Regions from separate parts of the Mus musculus genome. Here all the other regions are linked to region 3. Evidence: chromatin loops called from intact Hi-C (ENCODE). Cell type or tissue: left cerebral cortex. All regions are shown on one strand. Each heading gives the region's core, and the rest is flanking DNA. Links, peaks and the distances in the headings are about the cores only. Region 1 overlaps Gabra5 (gamma-aminobutyric acid (GABA) A receptor, subunit alpha 5). Region 2 overlaps Gabrg3 (gamma-aminobutyric acid (GABA) A receptor, subunit gamma 3). Region 3 holds the start of Gabrg3 (gamma-aminobutyric acid (GABA) A receptor, subunit gamma 3).

Region 1 (5,000 bases), core at 1-5,000, 90 kb after region 3:
CCTATCCTCTTCTCTTGTCTGGATGCATCACCCCCAATGTCTGCCCTTTGGATGGTGATCCCACAGGACACTATCTCCACAAAACAGCAGGTTCTTTGCTTCAATCCCAGTGAGTGTTGATGCTCTCTCTCACCAGCCTGGCCTGTACATATCTCAAAGGTGCAGAGTTCTGGATAACCATGATTAGCCTTCTCTTAAGTATTGAAGGCCATGTCTTCTCTTGGACCTGGTATCAGACAGCTTACACAGAAGGCTGTTGCTGGCCTCTGCCAATTCAAAGGGCAATCCTCTTCTCCTATGTTCTTCTTAATGTTTTTGAGTACTATCAGAGGGAAACAACCCATGATCATTGACTGGCCTTACTAACAACACTGTGTGGGATACTGTGGAAAAACTTAGCTTATGGTGGAAAGAAATCAAACTTCAATTATCAAAATTAGCCATGTATTATTCTTCTGCTAGATGTCTATGAATGTACTCACAGTTCATTCGGATATTCATGTTTGAAATGCTTTAGAAAAACCCCTTCATGTTAACAGAATGTAGTATCAAAGCTTTAATGTTCCTCAAAATACTCTAAGACGACACCTTGATCTAAAAACTCTAAAACTCCCTTTGAATCTCAGATGTATGGCTTTTTGTATGCTCATATGACTAGCACAAAGCCACTGAGACTACTGCCTGTGACATGTGTGTATGGCCATGATCAGGACTTGACTCTCAAATCTGCCTGAATTTCCAATAGATCTTGGTAGAGTGACATGAATTAGCCTAAAGTGCCTAGTTCTGTTCACAGTTAGCAACTGGCTGCTTGAAATGTGGTGTCTTATTCAGTGTCTTGTTGCTGTGAAGAGACACCATGTCCCAAAGCAACGTTTATAAGGACAACATTTAATTGGGGCTGGCTTAAAGTTTCAGAGATTCAGTCAATTAATATCACGGTGGGAGCATGGAATCATGCAGGCAGACATGATGCTGGAGGAGCCAAGAGTTATACATCTTGATCTGAAGGCAACCAGGAGAGATACTCTCTATTCCACACTGGGTGGGGCTTGAGCATAGAACCTCAAAGCCCACCTTCACAGTGACAGATTGTATTCAATAAGCCTATGCCTACTCTAACAAGGCCATTCTTCCTAATAGTGGCACTCCCAGGGCCAAGCATATTCAAATCACCACATGTGGTAAATACACTGGAGAGCAGAACCACTGAATTCAGTTTTCTTTAGTTTCTCAAGATTCATAATTTGACTTTACTCTTTTAAAAGTGTGTGTGTTGGGGGGGCACAGGGGTGAGTGATGGGTATGTGTTCTAGCCTGTATGTACTCTCCTAGGCTAAAAGATGGCCTCAGATTCTCCAAGGCTGGAGCTACATGAGATTATCAGCTGTCTATTGTAGATATTATGAACCAACTCTGGTTCTCAGCCAGAGTAAGACACTCTGTTAACCACCAAGCCATCTAATCCCATCTTTACTTTATAAATGCTATAGAAGGCTGGTCTGTAGTGCATCTAGGAAAAACCAATTAAAAAAAAACCTTGAGATTTGAATTTTTTTAAGGAACAGGAAAGGAGGCATGTCCGACTCTGCAACATACCTCTTCATCAGCACCAAGGGCATGCTTAGTCATTTTCAGGTAAATTTCAAAATCTCCCAGCCACTCCTCCCATCGATCATTTGGCTGACATTTATAGGTCATCTCAGGCTCAGGAGGCATGGATGGAATGCAGATAGCGCTGTGCATGACATATACTCATCAATTTCTAACAACTAAAATGCCTAGCCACATCCTTAATTTGTTAAATTCATGAGGCCGGATTCTTTGTGTTTTTCTACAGTATGGGAGGTTAGGACTTTTCAGCAACCTTTGACCTTGACACAGAACTCTGGTGTTGCCACTGCCTAGAAAGCAGGCACAGTCCAGTTGCACACCAGTGAACCAGTGATGACCAAGGCTGGCTCCCTCAGGTGCTCTCCAGAATCCTAGCATCTTATTTCCCCTGAAAGCCCTTCAGTGAAACCTGCTGCAGTGCTGCTAACTCAGCATCTGGCTCCTCAAGCTGGCCTACTTTCCCCTCCATGTATGTATTCATGGCACCATCTAGTGGCTGTGATTTTCAGCCCTGTTGTCTAACTAGAGAGCACTACCCAAGTTTCTTGGGATTTATATAGAACAGGCAGGTGGGCTGTTGGCTTTCCTAGATAAATGTGTCCCTATAGTTCATCATGATCTGCTTACCTTTTCTATGGATGGAGATAATGCTATCACAAATTCCACCATGAGTTTTTATTTCTGAAACACCTCGTGCAAAAGAGAACCATATAAGGTTCTGTGAATTAGTAAGAGACCAGCTCAGATGGTTCCTTCTATTCAGGCATAACTGTCTGCCAGGGAATTTTCTTCTGAAGCTGGGACTAAAAGACTGAAGCTGAAACCCTGACGAGCTTGAGACCCAGCACTGACCACCTTCTTTCCCACTAGACATTCCCTAGAACCTCGAGGAGGTTGCAGTCCTATGTTTAAGAAGATCCTCAATAGGCAGGGAATGCCATGATAGCAGCCAGACAAGAGCAACACATTAAGCTGAGATGATCCATAGCCTTGGAGATGGGGTGAGTCTAGGCAGACAAACAGGTAAGAACAGTGCAATTGTGCATCTTCTCAAATGCCCAAAGCACTGATGGGCTACACTGAATGGATGCATTGACTATGGAATCACAGGACACCCAGAAGGATTCTAGACTTATTTTTCAGAACAAGAAATATATATATGTGAGAGTTGCATTCTTAGAATTCCTTTGTTTTCACATTGTTTTCATCAAATATAAGCTCAAATCTTCACATAACTGGAAGAAACTAATCATTGAGCAGATTTGCAAAGAAAACAAGAATCATATATTTGTGTTTCTGTGTGGTTTTGTGTTTGTGTCTATTTGTATGTTTGTGTGTCTGTGTATCTTTATACATTTGTATATTTTTATGTTTGTGCATTTGCCTGTCTGTCTATGTGTGTTTTCAGAAACTGTATGACTACTTACAGATTTAGTAATACACTGTTTGGTGACATGTGAATCATAGAAAAAGTGAAGAAGGAAATGAAAAACTTCCTAGAAATAAATTTAACTGAAAGTTCAACTTATTAGAACTTTTTAATGACAAATTGATGGGAATAGTAAAAACTAAGTTTATAGCTATGAACGCCTACAATGAAAGTCAGGTGTAAGGGAGAACATGGGATTCTGTACTTATAACTCCAGCAGTAGAAAGGTCGAGCCAGGAAGGTGGACTTTAGTTTACACACATACAGTGAAAAGCTATTTTTAAAAGTAGAGCAAAATAAAAACCAGAAAGATCACAAGTAAATTATTTATAATACACACCAAGGTAGTATTAAAATATATAAGCTGAACTTAAGGTAGTAGGCACTAAGAAATAAGGAAAATCAGTCAGAAGATAATAGAATGAAGATGAAAATAAAACCTCAAAGACCTAATAAAGCAAAATAGAAACTCCAACCCTAAACACCAGTTCCACAGACAGAAACAATCTATCATCCCTACTGGGACTTATTTTCCCACTTAATCCTACAAAACCCACCACTGAAAGGAGAAAGAGGACTTACCATTTCCTAATAAAAATCTAAAAGAAAAACTCAACCAATGAACTAGTTCTACAATTACAAGTCCCAGTACAGAAGACAAACTTCATAAGAAACAAAGACATCATATCATCTTCACAAATTGTTACTTCCAAAATGATAGTATCTAATGAAATGATTAATAGACAAAAAATACAAAGCCGAAAGGGCCTGAAATGATGTATTCCAAGTTCTGGAAGACCACCATTATTAACTCAATTATTTTTCTCTGCAAAAACTAACTGTTAAAATTGAAGGTTAAAATGAAAACCTTTCATGATAGCAATAGGTAAAGAAACTTGTGGCTACTTGTGTCTGAAGACAAAGAGAAATAGATCACAAGCATAAATTAGAGTTCATGGAAGAGGTCTAAGAACACATCACAAAATGATAAGTTGACAAGAATTAAGAGACATCATTCAAAGTAATTCTTAATATTAACAGTCTCAATTAGATAAAAAAAAAATAGACACACAGACCAGCAGACTGCATCAGTGAACAGGATCGATCTTATTGTTGCCACCAAGAAATTTACCTCACCATACATGTTAGGCACCACTTTTAATACTTTACCCAGTATTGGACAAGGGTATTCCAAGCAAATGAAACCAAGAAATAGCAGTCGCAGCTATTCTTACATGGGAAAATAGACTTCCAAGACGGCTCACTTCATACTCACTGAAGGAATGAATCAATGAAAAGGGTATTCCAATCCTAAACATAGATTCACCAAACACAGGTGAACCCAATTCCATACAAGCAACGCTAACAAATTTAAAAGCACAGAGTATCTCCAAGACACTGATAGTGGGTGACTTCAATACCCCAGTCTCACCAATACACAGGACATCTATAAAAACAAAACAAAACAAAACAAAACAAAAAAAACAAAACAAAACAAAACAAAACAGAGATTCTCTGGAGTTGAATTACATCATAAATTAAATGGACCTAACAAACATTTACAGAATATCTCACCCAAACTCTAAATACACTAATTTCTTTTCAGCAGCCCATAAAATATTTTTGAAGTCAATTACATATTATGACATAAAACAAATCTTAGTAAAAATAGGAAACGAATATAACATCCTTCATCATATCTGACCACAATGGAACAAATTTGAATATCAACAATAGGAACTACAGGAAGGGCATAAACTCATGGAAACTAAACAAGACAGTATGAAGGATCATTGGGTTAGGAAAGAAATCAAAATGGAAATTTGAAATTTTGTAGAATTGAATGAAAATGAATATACAAAATATCAAAATCCATAGGAATAAGTGAAGATAGTCCTAAGAGGAAATGTTATAGCAAAATTTTCTCAGATATATCAAATTAATAACTTAATGATTC
Region 2 (5,000 bases), core at 1-5,000, 220 kb before region 3:
CAAAAACAGTAAAATTTTTTTAATGCAAGGAAGTAAATAGACTGAACATAAGTACTCAAAACTGAGAGAATTTTCCTCCATAAAATGACAGAAGTCAAGCTACCTTATTCTGAATGCAATAATTGTGCTGTTTTGTTGCAAACATGATGAACATGAGATGGTCCACAGTCATGCAAGGGAAATTGTTGCAATCTGATTATGCATAGAAAAGAAAACAATAGTGTGTCGTTAGACTCTTATGGTAGACTGTTCTGGGTAGTTTTGCCTGTCAATGTGACAACTGGTAATCATAGCAAATAGAGTCTGAATGATAAATTATCTGGGTCATATTGGACCTGAGCATGTCTTTAGGGAACTGTCTGAGTGTTAATTAATGTAGGAAGACACAGAGGACTGTGGGCAGCACCATTCTCTAGGCAGGGGTTTCTGAGCATTATTAAGAGAGGACAATTATCTGAAAACAAGCAAGCAATTAAGGATCCATGTACTTAATCTCTCTCAGCTCTTTGTTGTGGATGTGATGTGTTAAATTTCTATCCTGACTGCACTACAGTAATGAACAGTAACCTTGACCTGGAAGCCAAATAACCCTACCCTCTTTAGACTGCTTCTTGTCAGAGTATTTGTTACCACAACAGAGATAAAACTAGAACACTGAACATTTTTCCAAATGGCAAAGGTTGTATTCACGGACAAAGCTTTCATTTAAGTTATTCTCATTCTGACATTCCGTTGATTTCTGAAGAGATTTTTACAGGTTCTGGGGTTTTTTTTTTAGATTTTTGTATTGATTGCTCTGGTTTATTTACTTATTTATTTGGGTTTTGTTTGTTTTGAGTCCCTCTGACATGAGTCAATATTGAGCACCCATCAGGATGCCAAACTTAGCTTTCTAGGATTTAAGTGAGCACTGTCAGGATCCTGCCTTTATCATTAAAATGTAATGACACCATTTCCCTCCACATTCCTTCTCCCCCTCCTCCTCCCATGCCCTGTCCCTCAATTCCTCTTAAATTCCTGGCCTTTACTTCTTTAATTATTATAATACACACACACACACACACACACACACACACATTTACTCTCAGTACTGGAGAGGCAGAGGCAGGCAGATCTCTATATTGACCTGGAAGCCTGGTCTACAAAGTGTGTTCCAACACAGCCAGGGTTACACAGAAAAAGCCTGTTTCAGTGGAAGAAAAGAAGAAGAAAAAAATACTTTTATTTATTTTAAATATATATTCATTTTATGCATCATATATAATATGCATATTTAGGCATAAATATATAAATACAACATGCTGAATCTGGAATTCCCTTACCATGATCAACAACTCAAAAGGGGGCTTCTCATGGCTGGTACTGGGGTTTTTATTAGACAGTCTATGGCTCTTGTAGGGAGCATTGTCAGCCCCTGTGGTTTAACTTCATTTAAACTACTTATGTATATGTGTGCACTTAAATGTATTATTTGTAACCTGGGGTACATAAAAAGTAATTATGATTCCTTATGGCTTTTTGAAGCATCTTTAGTATAATTTTCCCTTCTTCTAGCTCCTTCCACTCCTGAAAGTTTTTAAATATACTAAAATTCCTAAGTAGTTAAGAGCATCCCACCATCAGTGCACTTCAGAAAAAAAAAAAAAAAAGTCCTCTACAAGGCTGGTGGATGCAGACAAAAGGGAGCCCTTATCCACTGCTGGCAGGAATATAAACTAGTCCAGCCACTATGGAAATCAGAATGGAGAGTCCTCAAAAAGATCTAAAATTAGACCCAGCATGTGGCCCAACTGCACCAGTCCTCTGCATTTACCCAAAGGACTCCCTGTCAAAATAACACAGAAATCCTTGTACATTGGTGTTCACAGCAGCACTATTTACAGTAGTTGACAGATTATTCTAGAACAAAGGGATGGACAAAGAAATTGTGGTATATTTGCATAGTGAGTTCATTTATAAAAAACAAGGTTATATAGTTCATAGAAAAATGGATGCAACTGGAGCTACTTATATTCAGTAATTAAGTATACTAAGTCGGCTCCAGAAAGAAGAAAAATATTATATATTTCATTCATTTATGTTTGTTAGAATATCTATCTATCATCTATCTATCTATCTATCTATCTGTCTGTCTGTCTGTCTGTCTGTCTGTCTGACTATCCATCTATCTATTTTATATATATATATATATATACACACACACACACACATATGGCATGAGATTAATAAGAAGTGTTTCAGTGAAAAAAAGAGTCAATGGAAAGCAGAAGGGCAGGAAAGGGACTAAGATTAGGTAGGTTTGGGATGGGCAATGCTCAAAGAACATAATATTCTTGTATAAAAATGTCATTACATAATCTAGTGCCAGTAACAATGAAAAGCTTAGAGCCATACTATTTTTTTAAAGCAGCTTGGAATAAATTTATAACAAATTATCCTCTCTTACCACCCCATTCATCTAAAACTTGACCTAGGCATGAATCACAGACATTCTCTGCTTGGCCATGCTTTGATTAGTCTCCTGACCATCTTGAGGCTACCTGTGTACCCCCACTTGACCATTTATGTGGTCTTGGTGTTTGTATCTTTCTAAAGTTCATATTGAAACTCAATCACCTATGCAACCATGCCAAGAGCTAATAGCAATGGCGCATGCTCGGCTTGTGAACCTCCTCGCCTTGTAGATGGCTCAGGTGAATTTCTCAAAGGATCTAAGAGAGGAGGTCTTTCTTTTTCACGCCCCCACCTCCAGTGGTCCACCTTCCTCAGGGTACACTAAAGAGCATCTTAGAAACCAAGACCAGGATGTTTTCACGAGACTATAACCCTGCAATGCCCAGACCTTAAACTGTTGGCGTCTGAACAGTGAGAAACAAAATTCTGTTCACACAATGTTCATTTCTTTTTTAATGTATTTTTCTTTTAATGAAAATAGATTGCTTTCTGATACAATATATCTGATTATAGTTTCCATTCCCTCTACTCCTTCCATTGTTCCCCCTCCCTTCCTCTCTGGATCTACTCCTTTTCTATCCATAATGAGAAAAGAACAAGCTTCTAAAAGATAACAACCAAACAAGCAAAATAAAATATAATAAAATGAAGCAAAAATGATCATACTGAAGTTGGACCCAGCAACCCAACAGGAAGAAAAGAGTCCTAAGCTCAGGCACAAGGGTCAGAGACCCACTCATTCTCACAGTCAGGAGTTTCATAAAAATACTAAGCTAATAGCTATTATATATACACAGATGACCTGGTATAAACCTGTGTAGGCCCTGTGTTTGCTGCTTCAGTCTCTGTGAACTCATATGTACCTGGCTTAGTTCATTCAGAATTCATTGTTTTCCTGGAGTCTTTCATCCTCTCTGGCTCTTACAGTCTTTCTGCCTCCTCTTCCACAGGATCCCCTGAACTCTGAGGAAAGGGATTTGATGGAGACCTCCCATATTAGACATTGCTTAGGTGACCAAAAAACCAGAGACTAACAGAGACACTAGGATAAAACTAAACACTACTGATGTAAACATAATAATAATAAAGTGACTTCTAATTGCATTCTGCTGTACTCAGAGATTAGTGCCTTAGTCATTCATCACCAGATGGTTTACTCTGGAAGTAGATGAGAATAAATACAGAGACTACAAGTCAGATATTATGTGGAGAGAGAGTCTTGACAACGTACATTTCTTATAGAAACACAAAGAGACTAAGGCATCTGCGGTTTGCTCATTGTTGAGCCCAGGACTGAGGTTCCTTCTCCCTACTTGAAATTGTACTGAATAGAGTCAATGTTGAAGGTTGCCATTATTGAGTATTCTGATTATAGTTTCCGCTCCCTCTACTCCTCCCAATTCCTACCTACATCCCCTCCCCAATCCACTTCCTTTCTGTCTCTAATTAGAAAAGAACAGATTAGAAATGAGTGTGTCTTGACTCTTGGCCCCATCATTGAGACTATTTGCTACCCCATCTAAACTTGGCCACAGAGTCAGTGGGAAAGAACATAGATAGATATCATAGTCAGGCCATATATTCCTAGGCTCTACTGTCCACTGGTGGTCTGCCTTATACTTTCCCTTCTGTTTAAGGTGAGATGAAAAACTGGGTGTATGCCTCTGAAGCTAACAAGAGACAGTCTTGGAATACTGGAAAGTTTAGGGGATGGAACTAGTTGAGCAGTATATGTAAGGTCCTACATTCTGTCTGTAGGACACACACACAAATTAAATCATAATATGCATGTCTTGTGTCACACATCCTTGTAGTTGAATCTTATCAACTTCCCAACACACAGAAACACACACACACACACACACACACACACACACACACACACACACAAACACAAGTTAAATCATGGCATGCATGTCTTGTGTCACATATTCACGTACCTGAATCTTATCAATTTAAGGGAAATAGTTACCAAACTGATAGGTGGTAGTATTTAATCATCTAAGAGAAAGTTGCTTGGTTTTGTTTGTTTAATTTTAAATAGTACTGAAAATTTAATATTGTGAAAGTTCCCACTATTACGATTCTAACAGGTGACTGACTGATTCAGACTTTCTAACTGTAAGGAGTTGGGATGTTGCAGATGTAGGTTCAAATTTTCCTTCATCACTGCCCTCTGCGTCTAACCTAAAAACCTTGTGCCTATCTTGTTAAGCTGTTTCTTTAACTTTCTAACTTAACATATCATTAGATTATATTAACCCAAAGGCTACACGTACCACAGAATCCAGATATAGCCCTCTTGGTTCCTTCTCTAGCCTTCATGTCTGCCTGCACACTACCATGCTTCCCTCCATGATGATGATGGACTGAGCTTCCAACCCATTAAGATAGTCACAATGAAATGTTTTCTGCTATTAAGAGTAGCTGTGAGGGCTGGAAGATGGCTCAGTAGAAAAGAGCATTGACTGCTCTTCCAGAGGTTGTGAGTTCAATTCCCAGCAACCACGTGGTGGCTCATGACCTATAATGGGATCCAATGTCCT
Region 3 (9,933 bases), core at 1-5,000:
ATTATAAATATAAAGGTTTTGTGTCTTTTGGGGTGAACTAAATGACCTAGTGGGGTACAAACCCTCAAATAATATTCACCATAACACCAACCTGTCAAAATCAGACACCCTTCAGAGTACTTGGTAGTGCTGTTTCTAAGTCCCACCAACAAGACTGTGGGAAGCAGGAGTAGCTTTTACAGAACGGACTCATTGAAAACAGCCGACTCTGTGCTTTCCATGTGGCCGGACTTTGGGGTATAACTGTGTGGACACTATGAGGTGGCTTGCTTTGCTGGCACTCAGCATGGGGGAAAAGCCAGGAGATGTGCTAGTTGATGACTTCAGAATGTCCTCTGGCCATTTACACACCTTGATCACCAAAACTGGTTCATTTCTTTCTCAGCAGGCTTTAAGAATTAAATATTTTCTAGCGTGTCTTTAATCCTGTGAGCATTTCAGTGAATTCCAATGAGAGCTGAACATCTCTGACCTTCTCTCTGTTAAGCACCATATCCCCCACTCTACAGAGTTGTTCATGCCTACAGGGGCTCTGATGAGGAGAAACCTCAAGCCATCAGCTGGTTTTCTCAGAGAATGAGGCTCTCTGTGTCCTAGCACCTGGGGCTAAGAACGAAAAAGAGTTTCCTTCTACCTTGAAGCAATATTTCATTGCAGGTGGGAGCCTTCGAAGAGCTTAAGAAACAAAGCTCCTGTCCTAGTTTGTCTATGTGTGTGCCTTAATGTCACTTCTCTAAAAAGAGGCTGTGAGGGAACACACTGAGAGGGATTTGTCCTAACTGGGTCCAGGCTCATTTCCATTCCGACTTCCAGACAGGAGTCAAATGTCAGTTCCACACCAAGAGGCTTGTCCTCAGGCATGTCACTTTTCTGAAGTTAACAAGGAATCAGTGAAAAGTCTAATCATTTTAAAGTTCAGTCTTTCATCTTCACTCAGATCTTCAGAGGCATATATAAACGTATCTGCACCAGTCTCTCGTGTGTGTTAAAAAGCTATGGCCAATAGGAGTTACAGTAGTCCAGCAGCCTAAAACCAAATCCATGCATTGCTGACTCTTCTTTACTAAATATTGTTCACAGAACTCCCAAAATAGTTGAAAATCTGAAGATGGTGAAGTCTACTCATAAAATGACGCTCTATTTACACGTGACATTCACAAACGCTTCTAATCATTCCCGTGTGAGTAGTTCTACACGTCTGCTGCGTAAATGGTTATTACAAGGTATTGGTTAGGGAATAAGGGCAAGAAGAAGCCTGTACATGCTCAAAACCTTTTTTCCTAATCAACAGCTACTTGGAACTGTAAATATGGACATGAAAGAACAACTATCCATGTGTGTGAGAGATCTTGATAATCTTGTAGCATTGCTTTTGCGATTAAGCTTCTCCTAGACTGATCTTAAACTGAATTCTATTTCATGAATACCCGGCTGGCTAGAAAATTAAATTAAGCCATCCACAAATTCCAGAACAGTTGTGGATTTTACCTAAGCAGAATATTCACCACAAAGAGGAATTTAGGATATTTAATACCCCTTTCACCCAGTAAGGAGAATGCAGTTCACTACCTGTAAAACCGTACTTGTACAAAGGATATTTCAGAACTTTTAAATATTCAAGTACTTTACATAGTTAGAAGCTGTATCGGGAATGTTAATTGTATCACCTTGCAAAGCAAAATAAAACAAGAAGAGGTAGGATGAATTACTTGGATGGCTGATGGCTACACTGTGCCTTTAGGATCTAACAAATTATTCCAGAGCAAAGTCACTTGGGGACTGTAGAATTGGATAGGTAGGTAGCTAGTCCTCACCAGTCCCCTGCTACATGCCTTTCTCCTGCCTTCCCTTTCTTTTCTTCCCCTGGTCTCCTCTTCTCCTGCCCTCTGCTCCACTAGTGCAGAAGCAGCAGGTCTGCGGCTCCATGGTCCTCCCTGACCCAACAGTCAACTGTACACAGGCAACATACTCACTGCCGTGTTAACTATATACACTCCTATATTCCTGCACAGTCCCAGAAAACTTGGCTACTTCAAGGGCAGGGAATATAAGGAGTCTCATTCTCCCTCTAGTGGTGAGAGGCGTTATCTGAAATTGCATAAGCTTCTTCCTCAGTGGCTAGGTAGGGCAGGTGGGAGTGCTGGGGATGAAGGCAGGGAAAGCAGGCCTGTTCTCTACCTCTCCTCCATGAAACCCCAGCTCTATCGTTGGCACAGGATGCCACAGTGGTCCCTTTTCCCCAGCTGCCAGCACTGTGCCTCTCCCAATCCAGAAGATGAACCCTTGCCCTACGCAGTGCCCTGAGAAAAGCTAATCTCACCTCAGGGGACCCACAAGCAGGTGGATGAAATGGGATTTCCTTTCTCTTCAAAATTCTACATGGGGCTATATATAACCTTCTGAGCACTCTGCGGCTCAGATTGCTGGATCCTAAACAGCATTGCTGCAATTAGCTTTTCCTTAAAAATAAAACAAACACATGCTCACTCCCCAGACAGTATCTTCAATCCTTACACCTTCTCATCATCAGAATGGCAGAGACAACATTCAAAGGTGTTTTCAGTATCAAAAAGAACTCCTGAACCCCCCAAATCAGTAACCATTGAAAGGAAGCACTGCATTTTCCTGTGCAATAAGCTCAGCCATGAGTGTCAGGGGCACCCCCTGTTGTAGGCAGGCACCCCCCACTGCAAAACCACAGAGCATCCTGTCGGAACTTATCTACAAGGGAACCATACCAGCTAGGCATCTTGAATGCTGAAGAGAATCCTCTAAAAACTAAAAAATAGATTGAAAGATGGATGGACCATTCAATTATTTACATGTTTGTAAAAACCCGTTTTTAAAAAAAATAGTAACCTCCTCAAAAGTGAGACATATAGCAATAAATACAAAATGGGTTCTTTTTAAACTGAGTTACAATCATAATTACCAAGACTGAAAACTCAATAGAGTGCATATTACATTAGTATGTGCACCTTGGCTGGAAAGGAAAGATGAAGAATCCTTGGAGATTGTGTGTCTTTGGGAATCTTCAGAAACCAGAGTGCTCCATCTTCTCTGGGAACATACATAATGATGAGGGAAACAGGCAGCTTTCCTTCCAGAACCGCAACTATAAATCTAAATAACTGACTGAACCCTGAACTGCAAGCTAGGTTTTTGAGTTGATGGCTATGGCAAGGGACTGGGTGATGGGACTGTAGCTTTCCTGATGCTTCTGGTGGTATCTGCCTCTAAACTAAGATTCCTCCAGGCACAATCTCCTTCAAAAGACACTTTCCACTGCACTTTCTAACTCCCTCCCTGGAGAGAAGAAACTTTGGTGGAGAGGCCTCGGATCCTCTGCTTCCTGAATGACTGTTCAAGTCTCCAGTGTCAATTCAGGAAAAACAAGTCCTGGCCGGTGGGGCAGGACTTTATTTATGGTTGCAGTAAGAATTTGGGAAGCCCTCTCTCATAGTTTGGGGGGGGGGGTTATTAGGCTGTCGTCCGAGTTCCAGTATTTCACAAATGTGAATGAAATAAAAGCCTGTGACAGCTATAGGACCTGTGACCCTCAGGGATAGCTCCTTTCTAATTTGCTTTCTAAGCCAGGGAATTGAGAAATGTCAAAACAAGTGTGTTCTGGGAATGGGGTGTCCTCCAATTCCTAGGGTGACAGTTGGGGAGACAACCAGGAATTTCCAAAACTCAGGTTAGTTCTGCAGGAGCTAATCAGAGCACCAATCTAGGAGGTGGAATTAAACCATGTCAGCATCTCTAGTTGTGTTTATGGCAACAGGCTTTAACCCTTCTGGTGCCACTGTCCTTCTTCTGAGCCCTTCTCTGTCTGCGGGGTGAATCTTCTGTTAGCTGACTGGTGCTGGTTTGGGGTATTCACAGTGAGATAATTTCTTACAGCTTCAAGAAGCTTCCATGTGAACCGCAACCTGATTCTTTAATAGAGATGGGGTGCTTGTGTGTGCTGCTGTAGGACCTGGAGAAGAAGCAGGGCTCTTCCTGACCACCTGCCCCAGCCCCCTCCACTTTCCTCCTGCAAATTACCTCTTCTGTAATCTATATAGGGTGGTTGAGAAAACAGAATTCCTGGGTCCGGAGGTTTCTTTTCAGTGCTGGAACATATAGAGTGTTAACCAATGCATGTCAGAAAGCCCTTGGATAACTGATGAGAAAGATAAGGCTACTGCCTCATCATTTTGATTTCCCAAGTCCCTTGAAACCACCACATCCTATAATCACCCAAACAGTCCCCACACAAACCGGCTTGCAGAGGGCTGTGGCGGCCTTGGAGCTGAGGTCTGGACCTGGGGGAGACCTACAGGTGAGGAGGTGAGGTGCGGGAACCTTCCCTCTTCTGCAGCCCAGTGGACGGCGCGCACCTGGGACTGGCGGCCGGCAGACGGCGCCCCCCGCCGCCCTTCCGCCCCCGCCGGCCTCTTGGAAACGCCTGGGAGCCACTTACCGAGCATGCAAGCCCGAGAACAGGCAGAGGAGAAGCAGCAGCTTTGCAGCCATGGCTCTCCGGGAGCGGGTCCGAGGCCTCTGCAGGGCTTGGTCTCTACTTGCTCCGGCGCCTACTAGACTCCCACGGGCTGCAGCGCCCAGGGTTCTGCGGACTGGGAGGGACAGGTGTCTGCTCCGAGCGCCGCGTCCCCGACGGTCCGGCTCTGCGGGGCGCACACGAGCTGGGGTGCGTCCGCTCTCGGGAGCGATCAGCACGGGGAAGGGGGGGCAGCAGGTGGCCGGGCACCCTCCTCCCGCAGCCCGAGCCCCCCACCTCCCGGGCCGGCTCGGGGCTCTGCGCTGGGGCAGCTGCGCTCCGAAGCGTGGCGGGAGGTCGCGGTTGCCTCGGTGGTGCCCGCCGGCCGCGGCGGGGAGGAGTTTCCCCAATTAACACGCTTGGCAATGCCAGGCGAAGGCAGCGAGGTTTGAATGGACTCGGAGTTGGGAGGTCGGGAAGGGGGCGGGGCTGGTGGGTGGGAAGGAGAGCTTGGGGATCCCGCAAGGAGGCGCAGAAGGGGCCTGGGGACTGGCCCGTGTCATCGATGGAGTCATGGGCACTGGTAGTTTTACTGCAGCGCACCCACCCTGCTTGTCCCCTGTGCCGTGTGCCTTCTCTTAGGGACGCCATTGCAAGTAAGTGAGATGGTTTGCCAAAAGGCGATCTTCTCTAGGGTGGTGCTTGCTTACCTGAACTCCCCCTGGTGCTCATAACTGTGGCTTGCTGGGGAAGTCCCAACAATGTCCCCTTTTCGCAGAAAAGAGAGACTAAAACACTATCAGTAATTAGTAGAAGTGAAATGTTTAAGGCCAGAGAGAAGGCACCGGAGCCAGAAAGCAAAGGACCCTGTTGGATGGGACTGACGTTATTTTCATGTTCCAAACTGAAATTGCTTGTTTTTATTTGTAGGATCGTTTAGAAAGCTAATCTTTTGGCATGCAAACATTAACTTCAACACAAATAGGAATTTTACTTCCATAATTAAAAAAAAAAAAACCTTAGAAATATATTTTCAACTACTAATCATAGACACGACAGTTTCGTTAATACTGGATGCTATAAAGTACTTCCCTTGCAGCCAATTTGCCACCATCATTATAAGTAGCTATGCCTGCTTGCAGGAATGCATCAAGTTTGGGCCTGTGGATTGCTGGCTTTCTTTCACAGAAGGAGGGGTTGGGAAGGTCATTGGATCCTCACCTGATGTCTAAACACTTCTCCCAGTCATTTCTTTGCAATTTTGCCCCCCATTGCCAATAGTCTGTGTCTAGGGGAAGGAGGTACTAGAACACATAGGCTTGGAAAAACTAGAGCAAGGAGATGAAGAGACCATTAATCATGTTAAGTGAAGTTGTTTTGTGAGCACCCAAGATCCTGTCAGCAACCTCTTACCTCTGTAGGGTATGGCCAATAAACTCCAGGTCCACAGGCTAAACTGTGTGGGGGTGAACACTGTTTTGTTGTTAGGGCCCAGGAGGAGGGTGTTGACAATGCTCCTATCTCCCCAAGAGAAGGGATTTTAGAAACACTGACAGTAAGCTTTTTCATAAAATACAGAGAGAAGCAGGTTGAAGCTCTTGGGAATTCCCTCCCTTGTCTCTAGATTCTCAGGTTAAGAATCGTAAGCCTGCTGGAGGCTGGAGGCTTTTCTTGATAATAGCATTGCTTTTAACTAAGGATTGTGCTATCTTGGTTAATCCCAGGCCACTGCCTTCTTCCTGTGTCACCCAGCTCACCCCAATCAGGACATTTTTTTATCACCCCTCTTTACCTGCACTTATATAAGTCTGAATGCCTATGTCCCATGGAGATTCCTAACAGCCAACACCTACCTTCCTTCTTGAAGTTTCTATCAAACTCTCCTTCATCTCTAATTTCTGTACCATACAAAGGAACCCTTCAGAATCTAGTCAAAGGATGGTGCACAAGCATCCTGAGTCTCTAAACAAATGCAATCATGACTCAAATTTTCACTCCAAGGACTGGTTTCTAGGATCGCTGGGAATGCTAAATCTGTTACAGAACACGTGTTAAGATTTTCATAGACCTCTGGTATGGTTTAAGCCATCTCTAGATTATTTGTAATGTCTACTATGTATAAATGTCATGTAAGTAGTTGTTATGGTTGTTTATGGAATAAGAGAAATGCCTGTCTGGTAGTGATATGCTTTTTAAAGACAATATTTGTATTCAAGTGTGTTTGAACCCAAAGAAGCAGAATTCATAGTTACAGGAGAGCCACCTGCCTGTCATCACCACCTAAGTTTAAAAGATATTCTGTAAGAAAACTAAAAAGTAAATGTAGCAGTCTTTCATGCTTGCATTTTTGACATAGTTACAGGAACATAGGTAAAAATAATGTCAGGCATGGTTCCATGGGAGGAGCCAAGAGTCAGTGTGGTTGATTCATTCAAATTTTCACAGAATAATCCCACTGCATAAGTAGAGAAGAGTCCCAGGAGGTTAAATACCACCCCCAAGGCTAAGATCTGCATAATCACCCTTAGTCGCTGTGTCCATTGTCCTTAGAACACGAAGCAGGGCAGACACTCATTGAGTCTTCCTGTTATGCTATATTCTCATCAGTTTTTTTCAGAACATGAGTTGTTTACAATCTATTATACAGTACGGACAGACTGGCATTTGGATGGCTCTGTAAAATGTCAGCATAATGAGAGGTGTCCTGGGATTATATGTGTCTGTATTTATCACAACCTGTCAGTGGAATAGATGTGAGACCTGTGTACAGCCCCATGCTGGCAGGGTTTATTCTTTTCTTTGCTGCATAGGTTTGATGTGCTATTATTATGAATGAGTGACACCTGACCTCTTCTGAAGTTTGGAATGCTTTGCTCCACTTATTGGACACAATGGGCCAGCTTTACAGAGCTGAATATTTTACTGTAGAAAGCCTCCATGGTACAGCCTGGGGAAAAAATATTTTATGCTAAATGAGTCAGGAGGGATGAGGTATTCAAAGCAAGCTTTCTGAACATAAGTAGGAAAGCAAACTGCAAGGTCAAGAATCTTCAGAGCACCAGCTGTTAGCCTTTGATTTTCCTCCGTTGCCTAAACTGACCGGGCTGGGGTGCTTTGCTGAGCACGCACACTGCACCGTATACCCTCGCTGCTGGCCAGCTTCCTATCTTCGGCACCTGAGAAACTTAACAGCTCCATTTGGGTGAGCAAAATTCACTTCTCTTTTCCTCTGTAGGAAAATAAACAGGAGGGGGAGTTGCAGGGGAGGGAGGCTATGCGAAGAAAAGAAAGAAAATTCTGGAAAAAAAAAACCACTGGTACTTCATACTAAGACCTAAGTAAGGCTTGTGAGTCGCTCTACAAACCTTGAGAGCCAACAAAGCACTTGTTCAGACAGCTACAATGCTTGGGGGAAGACCTGGAGGTCTGTTGCAGTTTGAGGGCTCAGCTATAGCTCCTCTAGGCAGGAGGTGTGAACGCCTGAGAAGCAGAGCTGGCTGCCTTAGCTTGGAGATCCTCTTGTGGCTTCTTGGAGAAATACCTCTCAGGATTCCCTCTGCAGCCTCACTTCACCTCTTACCAGCCCAGCGCCAGCCATACATTCTGGGTTTAAAACGAAAACCCCAGAAAGCCACATAACAAAGATGAGCAGAAGATGTGGCTTTCTGGGTTTTAGTTTTAATCAAAATCTCCCTTGCTCCAAAATTATACTTCTAAATTATGATGTTTCATGCTTCATGAGCAAATATTCAACTCAATCAAAATCTTATCTTCACTAGGAATAGTGAAGATAAGATTCACATCAGAAATGCACTAATCTTTATAGCATGCTTCTGTGGCCTTTTAACACATATTTACAATGTACGAATAAAAGTACCATCTGCCCACCATCTACATGACAGTGTCAGAGTCTACTACCACAGTATCTGAGCTCCAGAGTCACTATTCAATCTGCCACAGGGGGCTGGCTTGCCTGCTTTTGCACCTGACATTATACAACCAGAAAACATGTGAAAACATGTTCTAAATAATCTCTCGTTTAGTCTTCTGTGAGTTGTGCCTATTCTGTTGAAACAATCAGTCTTGAATTTTTTCCTTATATATAGTACTCGTTGACTATGAGAGTATTCTATTCCTTATTTACAATGATGAAGGACATTTCTGTATCTGACCTCTAGTGCAAATACATGCTCATTTTTCTTTCTTGTTTGACTAAAAAAAATCTCTAGGTCATAAAGGCATTTGTTTACCGGTAATTAAATTTTTTTCACCCGAAATGCATAAAGCAGTGTGTCCCCAGGCTACCACTTTGTGTCAGCATTTAAGAAATGTAACCTTGCTATTCTTATTTTTATAATTACAACTTTTATTGAAAATAGTTTTTTTTTCATATATTTTGACTAGAGTTCTCTCCCAACTTATCTCCCAGATCCTTCTCATCCTCCCAGTGGACAAATCCACATCCTTTATTCTCTCTTTCATTAGAATACAAACAGACATCTAAAAAGTAACAAAATAAAAACAAACAAGAATAGGACTAACAAACAAATAGAAAAAATATAAAAAATAAATATAAACAGCACAAGAAACACATACAGGCACAGAAATGCATACTTTTTCACATATCTAAAATCTTTAAAAACACAAAAGAATAAATGGATGGATGAAGAATATACAGTACACAGCTAAGCATCAGGCAGAGATCAGGGAATCCCATGGAAGATGGGGAGAAAGATTATAGGAGCCAGCACGGTCAAGAACACAGAATCAACTAGGCAGGGTTCATAGGGGCTTACAGAGAATGAAGCAACAAAGAGGACCTGCATGGATCTGTCCTAGGTACTTTCCATAAAAGTTATGGTTGGTTATGTGGAAGCTGTCTTTGACACTTGCCTGCATTTGGGACACCTTTCCTCCAACCGGGTGGTCTTGTCCAGCCTTGATATAAGGGTGTGTGCCTGGTCTTATTGTAACTTGTTATGCCATGTCCAATTGTTATCTCTAGGAAACCTACTCTTTTCTCAAGGAAAACAAAGGGCACTTGTGGTAGACACACTGGGAGGAGAGGAAGGAGAGGAAAATAGGGCCAGAATGTATTGTATGAGGGAAGAATTTTTTTTAAAGCGGTACATTTACACAATGAAATATTACTCAGCAGTTAAAAAATGAAATTGTGAAATCACAGGTAAATGAATAGAGCTAGAAAACAATTATCCTGAGTGGAGTAACCCAGACCCCAAAAGACAAATGGACAGCCACAAGAACAGAATGCCAACTTTAACAACAAAAATAATAGGAAGCAACAATTACTTTTCCTTAATATCTCTTAATATCAATGGACTCAACTCCCCAATAAAAAGACATAGACTAACAGACTGGCTACACAAACAGGACCCAACATCTTGCTGCTTATAGGAAACGTATTTGCTTATATGCGAATGTTAGCTGTA

What was found. Hi-C counts contacts between places; a loop is a spot of excess contacts. Peaks named below come from ENCODE experiments on the same cell type or tissue, not always from the same donor. Only the 100,000 strongest peaks of a DNase experiment are listed, where the experiment ranks them.
Region 1: it touches region 3 in a loop (3-fold over the local background); 2 of 42 quality-filtered maps call a loop at or near these places.
Region 2: it touches region 3 in a loop (4-fold over the local background); 3 of 42 quality-filtered maps call a loop at or near these places.

Annotation. Positions count from the first base shown.
Region 1 is chr7:57,472,266-57,477,265 of GRCm38, forward strand. All of the region lies in intron 6 of Gabra5 (gamma-aminobutyric acid (GABA) A receptor, subunit alpha 5), which reads right to left. Among named protein-coding and RNA genes, the nearest start is that of Gabra5, 35 kb to the right of the region's middle. In left cerebral cortex, for the core only: a CTCF peak has its summit at 2,107 (motif pointing left); a DNase peak (open chromatin) is centred at 2,088.
Region 2 is chr7:57,159,400-57,164,399 of GRCm38, forward strand. The region is part of intron 3 of Gabrg3 (gamma-aminobutyric acid (GABA) A receptor, subunit gamma 3); the gene reads right to left. Among named protein-coding and RNA genes, the nearest start is that of Gm39017, 140 kb to the right of the region's middle. In left cerebral cortex, for the core only: no CTCF peak of the experiment used is centred there; no DNase peak of the experiment used is centred there.
Region 3 is chr7:57,382,256-57,392,188 of GRCm38, forward strand. It overlaps Gabrg3 (gamma-aminobutyric acid (GABA) A receptor, subunit gamma 3), which reads right to left and starts at 4,960. Exons shown (of 10, transcript NM_008074.3): 1 at 4,466-4,960. The coding sequence starts at 4,518. Gm9962 (predicted gene 9962) reads left to right here and starts at 5,017. Exons shown (of 3, transcript NR_033504.1): 1 at 5,017-5,139. In left cerebral cortex, for the core only: CTCF peaks have their summits at 2,072 and 4,414; DNase peaks (open chromatin) are centred at 2,072, 2,634, 3,166, 3,929 and 1 more place; H3K4me3 peaks cover 3,451 bases; H3K27ac peaks cover 3,024 bases.